Linked DNA regions of Homo sapiens: region 1 is linked to region 2. A link is a contact called in ENCODE Hi-C or POLR2A ChIA-PET data. All regions are on one chromosome and are shown on one strand. The core of a region is the stretch at or near the end of the contact, and the rest is flanking DNA. Distances in the headings are between cores, read along the strand shown.

Region 1 (5,898 bases), core at 219-2,718, 270 kb after region 2:
CGGGGGTGGAGTCCAATAATCTAAATTTTAAACAAACCCGCCAGGAGATTCAGAGGTTGGGGAGGGGGCCCACAGAGATCTGAGAAATCCTGAAATGAGATAGCACTGACCCAGGTAGAGGTGGGCCCGCACCTGGAGAGGTCAGGGAAGGGAGACTGGACCTCAGCCCAGGGTCTGGCACCAAAGCAACCACCCTGCCCTCTAGCTTGGGCCTCGCAGCAGCGCTAGCACCCAGCAATAGGAGACAATGGGAAATGTCCACTCGCTGGATTGCTAAGAAATACAGGTCCTGGCCCAACTCCAATTCCACCTGAGTCCTCTGAAAATGTATCAGGCCCTCACCCACCCAGGGCACCCACCCAGCTTCCAGACCCTCACGAAAGGGTGGCAGAGGAAGAAGCTAACATCCGGGCCTGTGGCTGGTGTGGGAGTGGAGGATGTTCCCATGGGTCCGCCTCAGTTGGGGTCTGTACAGGGGTCTGGGAGAGAGTAGGAGTCTTGCCCCTGGCTACCCACAAACCCCTCCCTCCAGCGATATCTCGGTCCCGTGGGGCTGGCTAAACCGGCTGAAACCTGGCGGGTCACCCAGAGAAAGCTAGAAGAGCCCGGCTCCCGCGCGGGCGCCCACAGGGTAGTGCCTGAGTGTGCGTGTTGGGGAGTCGGATGTGCCCTCTAGATTAGATGAGGAATGTTCATGGGTGCGGCCACCCGGAGCCGCTGGGAGCGGGACAGAAGGTGGTCAGAGAGTGGACTTTGCCTCAGACTGGGTTCCCTAGAGGGCTGGGGGCACTGTCCGGGCAGAAAGAGGGGTGAAAAAGAGAGAGGAGGGAAGGGAGGGCTGGGAAGGGTTGGCGGGTTGTGCGCAGTGACTGTGGCTCCGGTGGGGGCTTCTGTGGCCGCTGGTAACCACCTTGGAGGGGGCACGATGGGGCACGGGCAGTGGGCACTCTGTACACGGTGCAGGGTGCTCACGCTCGCAGCGACGGCCACGGGGTAGTGTCGTGGTGAGAGGGATGCAGGGCGATCTTGGGGGCGTCCGTGCGGGAAGCGCCCTAGGGGTACGCGCAGCGCGTCGGTGACAGTGTGAGCCCGGGTGGGGAGCGCAAGGTTCGCGAAAAATGAACGCAGCGCCGGAGTCCCTCACCCATCCTGGCCGGACCGGGAGCCCCCGGCCAACCCCGTGGGCCCGCGCGTGCTCTCACCAGCTGCAGCAGCATGAGCGCCCCGAGGCGGGAGCGCACGAAGCCCAGGTCCGGGCGCAGCGCCGACACCGAGGCTTCGGCGCCCTGCGCAGGACTGCTGGTCCGCGTGCTAACTTTCGACGGGAACTCGGCCATGGCGGCTCCGCTTGCCTCCCGAGGTCGCTACGGCCGCCGTCGCCGCCCCTCCAGCGGTGGGTGCCGGCTCCCGCGCCGCTTTTCCCCCAGGCTCCGGATCCCTGTGTGGCTCCAGGCGCTGCAGGAGGCGTCGGGGCTGGGAGCCTGGGGCGCCAGGTGCGGCCGAGATCCCGGCTCCGCCCCCGCCGCCGGGGCCGCCCCCTTAACCCTTTGCTCGCCGCCGCCGCCCCAGCCGCGACCGGTTCGTGGGCAGCCGCGTCCACTCCCCGGACCAGTAAACAACCCCGGGTCCGTGAATCGGCTCCGCCAGCACCAGCCTAGACCGCTTCGCCGGCCTCCCCCGGGGCAAGCCGCCCGCTGGGAATTTCCCGGCTCTCGCCCAGGCCGTGGTAGCTTCCGCGCCTAGGGATAAACTTGTGGTAGCTCGCGGGGGACACCGCTCTCCCAGGCGCTTTCTACGCGCTGTGCACCCTCGGCCTAGGCCCCGGCGCAGCGACTCTTGAAGAGTCCCGGGAGAAGGCTGGATGCGGTGGCTCCTGCCTCTGATCGCAGCACTTTGGGAGGCTAAGGTGAAAGGATAATTTCAGGCCAAGAGTTCGAGACCAGCCTGGGTAACACAGTGAGACGCCCCCCCTCCCCCCGTCTGTATTTTATAGAAAAGAAAGTAAAGAAGAATCCTGGGAGACCCAGCGCGGGGAAGGGGAGGGTCTGGGTAAGCGGTGGGTAAGCGGTAGAAGGGGGAGGTCCTTTTCTGCCTATTAATGCTGTTTTCACTTCTGAACATATTTTATATAACTTAGATGATCGCGGAGCCTCAGTTTCCTCGTCTGTCATATAGATACGAAGGAAACCTGCCTCACAGAGCGTTGTAGGGAATAAATGAAATATTCCCCAGAAAGCTCCTGACAGCGTGAGGGAGGAGGGGTCACTCAGAAGATGGGAGGTCATATACAGTTTCATTGCCACACATGCACCCTAAAATACTTACACACACACACACACCTCTTGAGCCTAGAGGTTTGCACAGATAGGTCATCATGCATTCATCAACCAATGTTTGCTGAACACCTACTACATGCCAGGCCCTGTGGATACAGCAGGAAACGAAGTAGACAAGGCCTTCTTGGCTCCCACATTTTTTTTTTCCCAAATACCCACTTAAAAAGAGAGCCACTTAAAAAATTGTTTTTAACTGACATGTAATATTAGGTTGGTGCAAAAGTTATACGGTTTTTGCATATAAAAGTATAGCAAAAACCGCAATTACTTTTTCGGCAACCTATAATTGTACCTAAATATGGGGTACCATGTGATGTTTTGGTACCTGTGTACGTTGTGTAAAAAAATCAAATCAAGGTACTTAGCATATCCATCACCTCATACATTTATGGCTTCTTTGGGGTGAGAACATTCAAAATCCCCACTTCTAGCTACCATATTTTGAAATATACAATATTAGGGCCAGGCGCTGTGGCTCACGCCTATAATCCCAGCACTTTGGGAGGCCAAGGCAGGCAGATCACCAGAGGTCATGAGTTTGAGACCAGCCTGGTCAACATGGCAAAACCCTGTCTCTACAAAAATACAAAAAAATTAGCCAGGCATGATGGTGGGTGCCTGTAGTCCCAGCTACACAGGAGGCTGAGACAGGAGAATCACTCGAACCCAGGGAGGCAGAGGTTGCAGTGAGCTGAAATCATGCCACTGCACTCCAGCCTGGGTGACAGAGCCAGACTCCATCTAAAAACAAAAACAAAAAAAGAAAAGAAATGTACAATATTGGTATTTTTTTCTTTTTACTTTTATTTATTTTGAGGCGAGGTCCCACTCTGTCACCCAGGCTGGAGGGCAGTGGCATGATCATAGCCTACTGCAGCCTCCAACCCCTAGGCTCAAGTGATCTTCTCACCTCAGCCTCCCTAGTAGCTAGGACTACAGGTGCACGCCACCATGCCCAACTAATTTTTTTTTTTTTTTGAGATGGAGTCTTGCTGGAATTACAGGCTCGAGCCACCATGCCCAGCTAATTTTTTGTATCTGTAATAGAGACTGGGTTTCACCATGTTGGCCAGGCTGGTCTTGTGATCCGCCCACCTTGGCCTCCCAAAGGGCTGGGATTACAGGCATCAGCCACTGGGCCCAGCCCTGACTAATTTTTTTAAATTTTTTTGTAGAGATGGGGTCTCTCCATGTTGCCCAGACTGGTTTCGCACTCCTGGCCTCAAGCGATCCACCCGCCTTGGCCTTTCAAAGTGCTGGAATTACAGGTGTGAGCCACCATGCCCAGCCCTAACTGTAACTTTGTACCTGTTAACCAACCTCTTTGTATCCTCCCACTACACCCCAGCCTCCTGTAACCACTATTCTACTCTACTATGAGATCAATTTATTTATTTATTTATTTGAGATGGCGTTTTGCTCTTGTTGCCCAGTCTGGAGTGCAATGGCGCGACCTCGGCTCACTGCAACCTCCGCCTCCCAGGTTCAAGCAATTCTCTTGCCTGAGTAGCTCGGATTACAGGCGCCCGCCAGCACGCTAAGCTAATTTTTTGTAATTTTAGTAGAGACAAGGTTTCACCATGTTGGCCAGGCTGGTATCAAACTCCTGAAATCAGGTGATCCACCTGTCTTGGCCTCCCAAAGTGCTGGGATTACAGGCGTGAGCCACTGCACCTGGCCGAGATCAACTTCTTTATTTCATTCCACATATGAGAGAGACCACGTGGTGTTTGTCTTTCTATGCCTGGCTTATTTCACTCACATGATGTCCTCCAGGTTCATCTGTGTTGCCACAAATGATAGGATTTCAGTCGTTGGATCCCACTGTCTGGTGGGGATGAGAAGTAATAAACCCGGGAGGAATAATACTTTCAGATAGTGACAAACGCTGTGACTAAAGTAAAATGGGGGAATGTGACACAGAGTCACCCACAGGTGATTTCTGGGTTAAGGTGGTCAAGGAAGACCTGTGGGAAGAGGTGACATTTATGCAGAGACCCAAATCATGAGTAGGGGCTAGCCTTGGGAATTCTGGGGGAAGAATTTAATAAGTGCAGGAGCCCTGAGGCTGGACCAGTTTTGAGAACAGAAAAAGGTCCTTGGTAGGGCTAGAGCCAAGTGAGTAAGGGTGAGATTGGCAACACGGGCCAGGGCCGGATCACACAGGCTATTTAGAGGACTGTATTAGTGCCCTGTGGCTGCTCTAACTTGGTGACTTAAAACAACAGAAATTTGGCCAGGCACGGTGGCTCACGGCTGTAATCCCAGCACTTTGGCAGGTGGATCACCTGAGGTCAGGAGTTCCAGATCAGCCTGGCCAACATGGCGAAACCCTGTTTCTACTAAAAATACAAAAAAATAGCTGGGCGTGGTAGTACACGCCTGTAATCCCAGCTACTCAGGAGGCTGAGGCAGGAGAATCACTTGAACCCGGGAGGCGGAGGTTGCAGTTAGCTGAGATTGAGCCATTGCACTCTAGCTTGGGCAACAAGAGTGAAACACGGTCTCAAAAAAAAAAAAAGAAAAGAAAACCCAGAAATTTACTCTCCTGTAGTCCTGGAGGCCAGAAGTCTGAAATCAGTTTCACTGAGCCAAAATCTTCCAAAATTTGGGAAGAGCCAAAATCAGGTGTCCTGAGGGTCATGCTCCCTTTGCAGAGTCTAGAGGAGAATCCCATCCTTGTTCTTCCAACCCTGGTGGGGCCTGCTGGCATTCCTCAACTTATGACTGCATCAACCCTGTCTCTGCCTCCTACGTCACATGGCCTCCTCCTTTTCTGTATGTATAACATCTCTCTCTGCCTCTCTTATAAGGACACTTGTGATTGTGTTAGGGCCACCCAGATACTCCAGAATAGTTTTCCTCAAATAAAGAATCTTAATTTGAGGCTGGGCGCAGTGGCTCATGCCTGTAAACCTAGCACTTTGGGAGGCCAAGGCAGGAGGATGGGTTTGGCTCAGGAGTTTGAGACCAGCCTGGGCAACACAGCAAATACCCCTGTCTCTAAAAAAAAAAAAAAAATTGGCCGGGCGTGGCGGTGCACACCTGTGGTTCCAGCTACTTAGGAGGCTGAGGTGGGAGGATTGCTTAAGCCCCAGGAGGTTGAGGTTACAGTGAACCATGTTTTTGCCTCTGCACTCCAGCCTGGGTGACAGAGCAAGACCCTGTTTCAAAAGGAAAAAAAAAGAAAAAGAATCTTAATTTAGTCACTTAATCTGTAAAGACCTTTTTACTTTATAAGGTAAAATGGACAGGTTCCAAGAATTAGGATCTGTTCTGTTTGTTTGTTTGAGACAGGGTCTCACTCTGTTGCCCAGGCTGGAGTGCAGTGGTGCCATCCTGGCTCACTACAACCTCCGCCTCCAGGTTTCAAGCAATCCTCCTGCCTCAGCCTCCTGAGTAGCTGGGACCACAGGTCCTTGAGCCACCATGACTCACCAATTTTTTGTAAAGACTGGGTTTCACCATGATGCCCAGGCTGGTCTCGAACTTGAGCTCAAGCAATCCTCCTGCCTTGACCTCCCAAAGTGCATGAGCCACTGATACATCTTTTAGTGGCAAT
Region 2 (6,186 bases), core at 1,131-3,630:
GAAAAGAAAATTAGACTACCATCATAGATGGTACAAACACTTCCCAGTTTGTTGCTTTCGTTTTGTTTGTTGCCATTTTTACTATACAGAAAAAAAAGGCAATAAAGAATACATTATTATAATATGTTAATTTCTACTGCATTATTTTTAACAACTTCATTGAGGTGTAATTTACATACCGTAAAATCTATCCATTTTAGGTGTAGGATTCAGTGATTTCTGGTAAATTTACTGAGTTATGTGACCATCACCACAATCTGGTTTTGGGACATTTTCATTACTGCCATAATATTCCTCAAACCCATTTAGAATCATTCCTATTTCTGCTCCCAGGCCCAGGCAACCAGTAATCTACTTGCTGTTTCAATAGATTTGCCTTTTCTGGATGTTTTACATAAATAGAATCATACAATACGTGATCTTTAGTGATCTTTTTTCACATGGCATAAACTTGGTTCCTTTTTATGTTGAATAATATTCCATTGTATAGATATGTCACAGTTTGTTTCTCCATTCATGAGCTTTTGGGTATTTGGGTTGATTTCACTTTTTGACTGTTATGGATAATGCTGGTACAAACATTCATATACAAGTTTTTGTGTAGATGTATATTTTCATTTCTCTTGGAATAGACCTAGGCGTGGAATTGCTGGATTAGATGGTAATTCTATTGTTTTACATTCTAAGGCAGGGGTCCCCAACCCCCAGGCTACAGATCAGTGTCGGTTCATGGCCTGTTAGGAACTGGGCCGCACAGCAGGTGGTGAGCGGCCATCGGGCGAGTATTACTGCCTGAGCTCTGCCTCCTGTCGGATCAGCGGTGCCATTAGATTCTCATAGGAGCACAAACCCAGTTGTGAAATGCGCATGTGAGGGATCTAGGTTGCGAGTTTCTGATGAGAATCTAATGATAAATGTAATGAGCTTGAATCATCCCGAATCCATCCCCCAACCCCAACCCCCGTCCGGGGAAAAAATGATCTCTCATGAAATCAGTCCCTAGGCCAAAAAGTCTGGGGACTGCTGTTCTAAGGAACTGCCAAAACTGCCAAACTGTTTTTCAGAGTGGCTGGACCATTTTACATTCCCACCGGCAATATATACGGTGTCCTGTTTCTTTACATCCTCATCAACATGTGTCTTTTTCATTACAGCCATTCTATGTGGGTGTGAAATGCTATGTGGCTGTGTTTTTCATTTCCATGCAGAAATTTTTAATTTAATTGCTTAGTTAAAAATAATTCTTTAAATTTAAAACACTCATATTGCCATATGTATATTTTTATACTACAAAGTGATACAATTTTTGTTAATTTTCTTGCCTTGATTACTCTTTACCTGTATAGTATTTAAATCTTTACATAAGATCACAATTATAGTGAATAGTAATTTATTCAACTCAAAATCTTCATAGGATTTAGAAAATTTAAGTCCTTTACCAAAGGGATTGACTTCTAACTTCATTAAAGGTTGCGAACAGTATCAAATCCTTGGTAAAGCCACATTCAATCTTTGGCACTCCAGGATTTTGAGCTATAACTGTAGTGATCACTAATATGTCATTTCTAAGCTGACGGTCATAATGACTAAAACCTCTCATAGATTTTAAAATACTTCCTTCAAAGTCAGTAAACATTCCAAGTTACTAAGCTGTTGAACAATTTCTTATTTTGAAGATTTTTTCTGATAAGTTCCAAAGTGTTTCTGATGAAGGAAATAAAAGCTGTCCAGAGAAATCTGAGTCATTGAGGTGAGCACAGATTCCATTGGCTGCTTGTGCTTTCATCATTACAGTACAATTAACTTCAGAAGTCGAGAGATGCTGCAGAATTTTAAGTACCCAAAGTTTCTCAACAAGTTGATTTTCAAGCAAGGTCATTAACTGGGCCATTGTTTTTGCCAATCCTCCAACTTCAGCCATTTGAATCTTGTATGATGAACTCACTTGCTGGTAACCTGGAATATGCTCCTTTGGTGGTTGTGCCTGATAAAAGTCAACAATACGTTTACAATTTTTTATCCTCAATTCAGAACTTGGTATTTTCATTAAGTCACCCAGAAGCGCAACTGAACTAGCAGTATCTCCAGCATAAGTTATTTCATCCGATACTTTCTTTTTCAAAAATGGCAAGCCACACTATTTTATGATATCATATGCAGATTCTACAAAATGCGGCTGGTTTTCAATTTTTACTGCACACAGATTCAGAATTTCAAATGTCTGTACTAAATCCCTTAAGGGAAGTTCATTCTGATAACACTGTACCAGTTTCTTGACAGATTTAAGTTGCTTTTCTTCTAAGCCTTCTTTAGCAGTCTCTTCAAAAAGTTTGATGACACCATTAAGGTCCACAGGCTTCAAAACACCAGTTCCACATGGCGAGGGAGGCCTTGGGAAACATCATCATGATGGAAGGCAAAGGGGAAGTAAAGACCTTCTTCATGGTGGCAGGAAAGAGACAGCATATTGCTATGTATTTTAACACCACTTATTTCCCCCCTTTTTTCTTTCAATATCATGGATTAAATAGTGTATTTTAAATGAGTGTGAGGCTCACTTGGACTCTATTCCATCCCTTTGGCCAATTTTTTTCCATTTTTAATCCAAGAATCTTAAAGTTTGAATGATGGTCACCTTGTTATATATTTTATTATGTTTGGAAGCTTTTTTGCTATTGTCTGATCCTCCCAACAAATAGCCTTTTGATAGAATTGCCTTTATTCGTTTCTTTATATCTAATTCTAACTTAAGATTAGACTTAAAAGTAACTTCAGCGGTTTTATTATGAAATATTTAAGGCATATAAATACTGCCTCTTTTCTCTAAATGACTGCTAATATAATTTTACCAAGTTCTGTTAAAGTATCCTGTTGTACATAAAGTGCTGTTGTTTTTTATCTGCCTGTTAACTTAGAGTGGGTTTTATTTTCTTTCACTTTCTGTGGTCGAAGGCAAGTATGTCTTAGTCAGTTTGGGCTGTTATAATGAAACACTGTAGACTGGGTGGCTTAAACAACAGAAACTTGTTTCTCACGTTCTGAAAGCCGGGAAGTCCCCAATCAGGGAGCCAGCAGGCCTGGTGTCTGGAGAGGATGCGCTTCCTGGTTTGCAGACGGCACCTTCTCATTGTGTCCTCACAGGGCAGAGAGCAAAAAGAAAGGGCAAGCGCTCTCCAGCCTCTTCCTTTTTCCTTTTTTTTTTTGTTTGTTTGAGATGGAGTCTTGCTCTGTTGCCCAGACTGGAGTGCGGTGGCATGATCTTGGCTCAATGCAACCTCTGCCTCCTGGCTTCAAGTGATTCTCCTGCCTCAGCCTCCTGAGTAGCTGGGACTACAGGTGCCTGCCACCATGCCTGACTAATTTTTATGTTTTTATTAGAGATGGGGTTTCATCATGTTGGCCAGACTGGTTTTAGACTCCTGACCTCAAGTGATCTACCTACCTTGGCCTCCCAAAGTGCTGGGATTACAGGCGTGAACCACCGCACCCGGCCTCCAGCCTCTTCTTGTGAGGGCAGTAATCCCATCATAAGGGGTCCACCCTCTTGACCTAATCACTTCGCAAAGGTCCCACTTCCAAATACCATCACACTGGGTATTTAGGCTTCACCAGGTGAATTGGTGGGGGAGGTGGGACACAAACATTCAGTCCACGGCAAGTTTTTATCTCAATTTGCTAAAGCCTCTCTTTATTTCTCCTGTTACAGTGTGATAATGTTTTTTAAAATATCATTTAGCTGGCTGTGGTGACCCATGCCTGCAGTCCCAGCTACTCAGGAGGCTAAGGCAAAAGGATCACATGAACCTAGGAGTTTGAATCCAGCCTGGGCAACATAGAAAGACCCTGTCTCTTAAAAAAATAAATAAATAAATAAATAAATAAATAAATAAATAAATAAATAAAGGAAAGAGGCTGGGCACAGTGGCTCATGCCTATAATCCCAGCACTTTGGGAGGCCGAGGCGGGCAGATCACCTGAAGTCGGGAGTTCAAGACCAGCCTGACCAACATGGAGAAACCCCTTCTCTACTAAAAATACAAAATTAGCCGGGTGTAGTGGCACATGCCTGTAATCCCACTACTTGGGAGGCTGAGGCAAGAGAATTGCTTGAACCAGAAGGTGGAGGTTGTGGTGAGCCGAGATCATGCCATTGCACTCCAGCCTGGGCAACAAGAATGAAACTCCATCTCAAAAAAAAAAAAAAAAAAAAAAAGAAAGAAAAGAAAAGAAGCACTTAAAGAGGCTGAGGCAGGCAGATCACTTGAAGTCAGGAGTTCAAGACCAGCCTGGCCAACATGGTGAAACCTAGTCTCTACTAAAAATACTAGAATTAGCCAGACGTGGTGGCACATGCCTGTAATCCCAGCTACTCGGGAGGCTGAGGCATGAGACTTGCTTGAACCTAGGAGGTGGAGGTTGCAGTGAGCTGAGAACATGCCATTGCACTCCAGCCTGGGCAACAGAGCAAGACTCCATCTCAAGAAAAAAGAAAGAGAGAGAAAGAGAAATATAGACATATGTTATTAGTCCCCCAGGACCTCTTCAAAAGATCTCTCTTTTCCTTTCTTATTTCTAATTACCATACTACATACCACCTCCATTATGTCAGAATGTGCCCTATTTACGTGGATTTGTCTAAAGTCATGGAACTCTGAGTTACATTCCCCGTATTTCACAGAGACACAATCAGAGCACACGCTGATCTTCCGCCTCTCTTCATTTCCTCCATGTACTCTGTAGCTACCTGTTCTCTTCTTTGTTCGTAGGAAGATCTCTGTTGCGTGGTGTGGGAGTTTGTGCCAGCTCATCTTTTTATTGTGCTTTCTGTGAGCAGCTATCAATGCCTCCAGGTCTTCTCTTTAAGAAGAATGTTTACTCTCAATTGTTTAAAAAACTAACTAAATAGGAAGAAGATTGCAAATCCTAACCTTTTTGGGGTTTTATATTGGGGGCAAAAGTTGGCATCTGCAGTAAGGATTATTTCATTTTCATCTGAATAAATGAGCAGTAATAACTTTGCTGACTTGCAGGGCTCATTGTGATGCCAAAGGACATTGTAAGGTGCATATCTGAATTGGAGGAGGAAGAGGGGCATCCTCTGAGCCAGGTGTGGCAGGAGGTGACATCAAGGAGGGTTAGGCTGCGTAAACCCAGGGACACAAGGAGCTGCAGTCGGGGAAGAACAAGGTCTAGCGGATGGAGTTGGGGGGACTGTGTCTGGAGCCAATGTTCTCAGATGTGTCTCCGGCAGGCAGGGGCAAGGGCTGGTGCCTGGTTTACAGCATTCCTTTTGGAGTCTGGAATAGTGGGGAAAACTCCCTGTCTTCTCTCCCCTTAGGAGTCTGCACTATGGAAACAACCTGTCAATCCAGCTCAAGGCACACATAGCCCAGACACCCATGAGACCCTCTCCGTGGGGACCCTAGAGCACCTATCATGAACGAGGAGACCAAGTAGGTGATTTTTCTCTCCCCTTCACCTCCTCTTTTCCCCTCCTATCTACTTCGTCACTTTTCTCCTACTGCCAAGACTGGTCCCTACCCAAATCTGCCTTACTGGGCTGCCCCCAACACAACAAACCTGCCCTTGACCATCATTCAGCATGAGAATGTAATGATCAGACACAGAAAATCAGGAAGAGTTTTGAGACAGCATCTAATCTACCCATTTTAGAGATGGTATGACTGAGGCTTATATAGGAAAAAGGCTTGCTCAAGGTCACACTATGAGTGTATCAGCTAGGATAGGCCAGGTTACACTGTAGTACATGCACCCTCCAAAGTCCCAGTGACTCATGGCAACAAAAGTTTATTTCCTGCTCTTGCTTCCTGTCTCGTGTGGATTGACTGGGATTGCTCCTCCACATCATCCTGTCTCCCACACTCAGGCTAACAGGGTAGCCATGATTTGCAATATTTCTGGTCCCTGGAGTAGAAAAAAAGAAAAAGTACTGTCAATTACACCTTGGTTCTTAAAACAACTACAGGCATGACATGAGTCTTTTTTAGCATGTTTCATTGACCAAAGCAAGTTTCATGGCTGTGCCCAATTTCAAGGAGGCAGAGAAGTGTAATCCCACCAAAGGCCTAGAAAGAGGAGAAAGAGTATCTGTGAACAGCCCTAATGCCTACCACAGAGAATTAGTAACAGAGCTGGGCCATGGATCTTTCAACCATCGTCCTCTGT

What was found. Hi-C counts contacts between places; a loop is a spot of excess contacts on that map. ChIA-PET counts read pairs that join two places held with the same protein, here RNA polymerase II (POLR2A). Pooled maps may share reads with other maps.
Region 1: a pooled map shows a loop between it and region 2 (2.1-fold over the local background). The contact joins the promoter of PLLP here to the enhancer-like site in region 2. A Hi-C loop is called at or near these places in 1 of 50 pooled maps. POLR2A ChIA-PET finds 5 or more read pairs at or near these places in 3 of 52 experiments (Panc1, activated naive CD4-positive, alpha-beta T cell and naive thymus-derived CD8-positive, alpha-beta T cell).

What each region holds. Positions count from the first base shown.
Region 1 is chr16:57,283,204-57,289,101 of GRCh38, forward strand. PLLP (plasmolipin) reads right to left here and starts at 1,469. Exons shown (of 4, transcript NM_015993.3): 1 at 1,203-1,469. The coding sequence starts at 1,337. RefSeq lists an enhancer at 547-1,208 and silencers at 1,253-1,662, 3,912-4,124.
Region 2 is chr16:57,011,736-57,017,921 of GRCh38, forward strand. It overlaps NLRC5 (NLR family CARD domain containing 5), which reads left to right. Exons shown (of 49, transcript NM_001384950.1): 2 at 5,339-5,453. It also overlaps the pseudogene CFAP69P1. Among named protein-coding and RNA genes, the nearest start is that of NLRC5, 25 kb to the left of the region's middle. RefSeq lists enhancers at 36-85, 2,874-2,923, 2,964-3,123, 3,254-3,303. Within about 2 kb of position 2,381, at least 16 of the 41 ENCODE cell types and tissues checked have a DNase peak (open chromatin) inside an H3K27ac peak, as active enhancers do.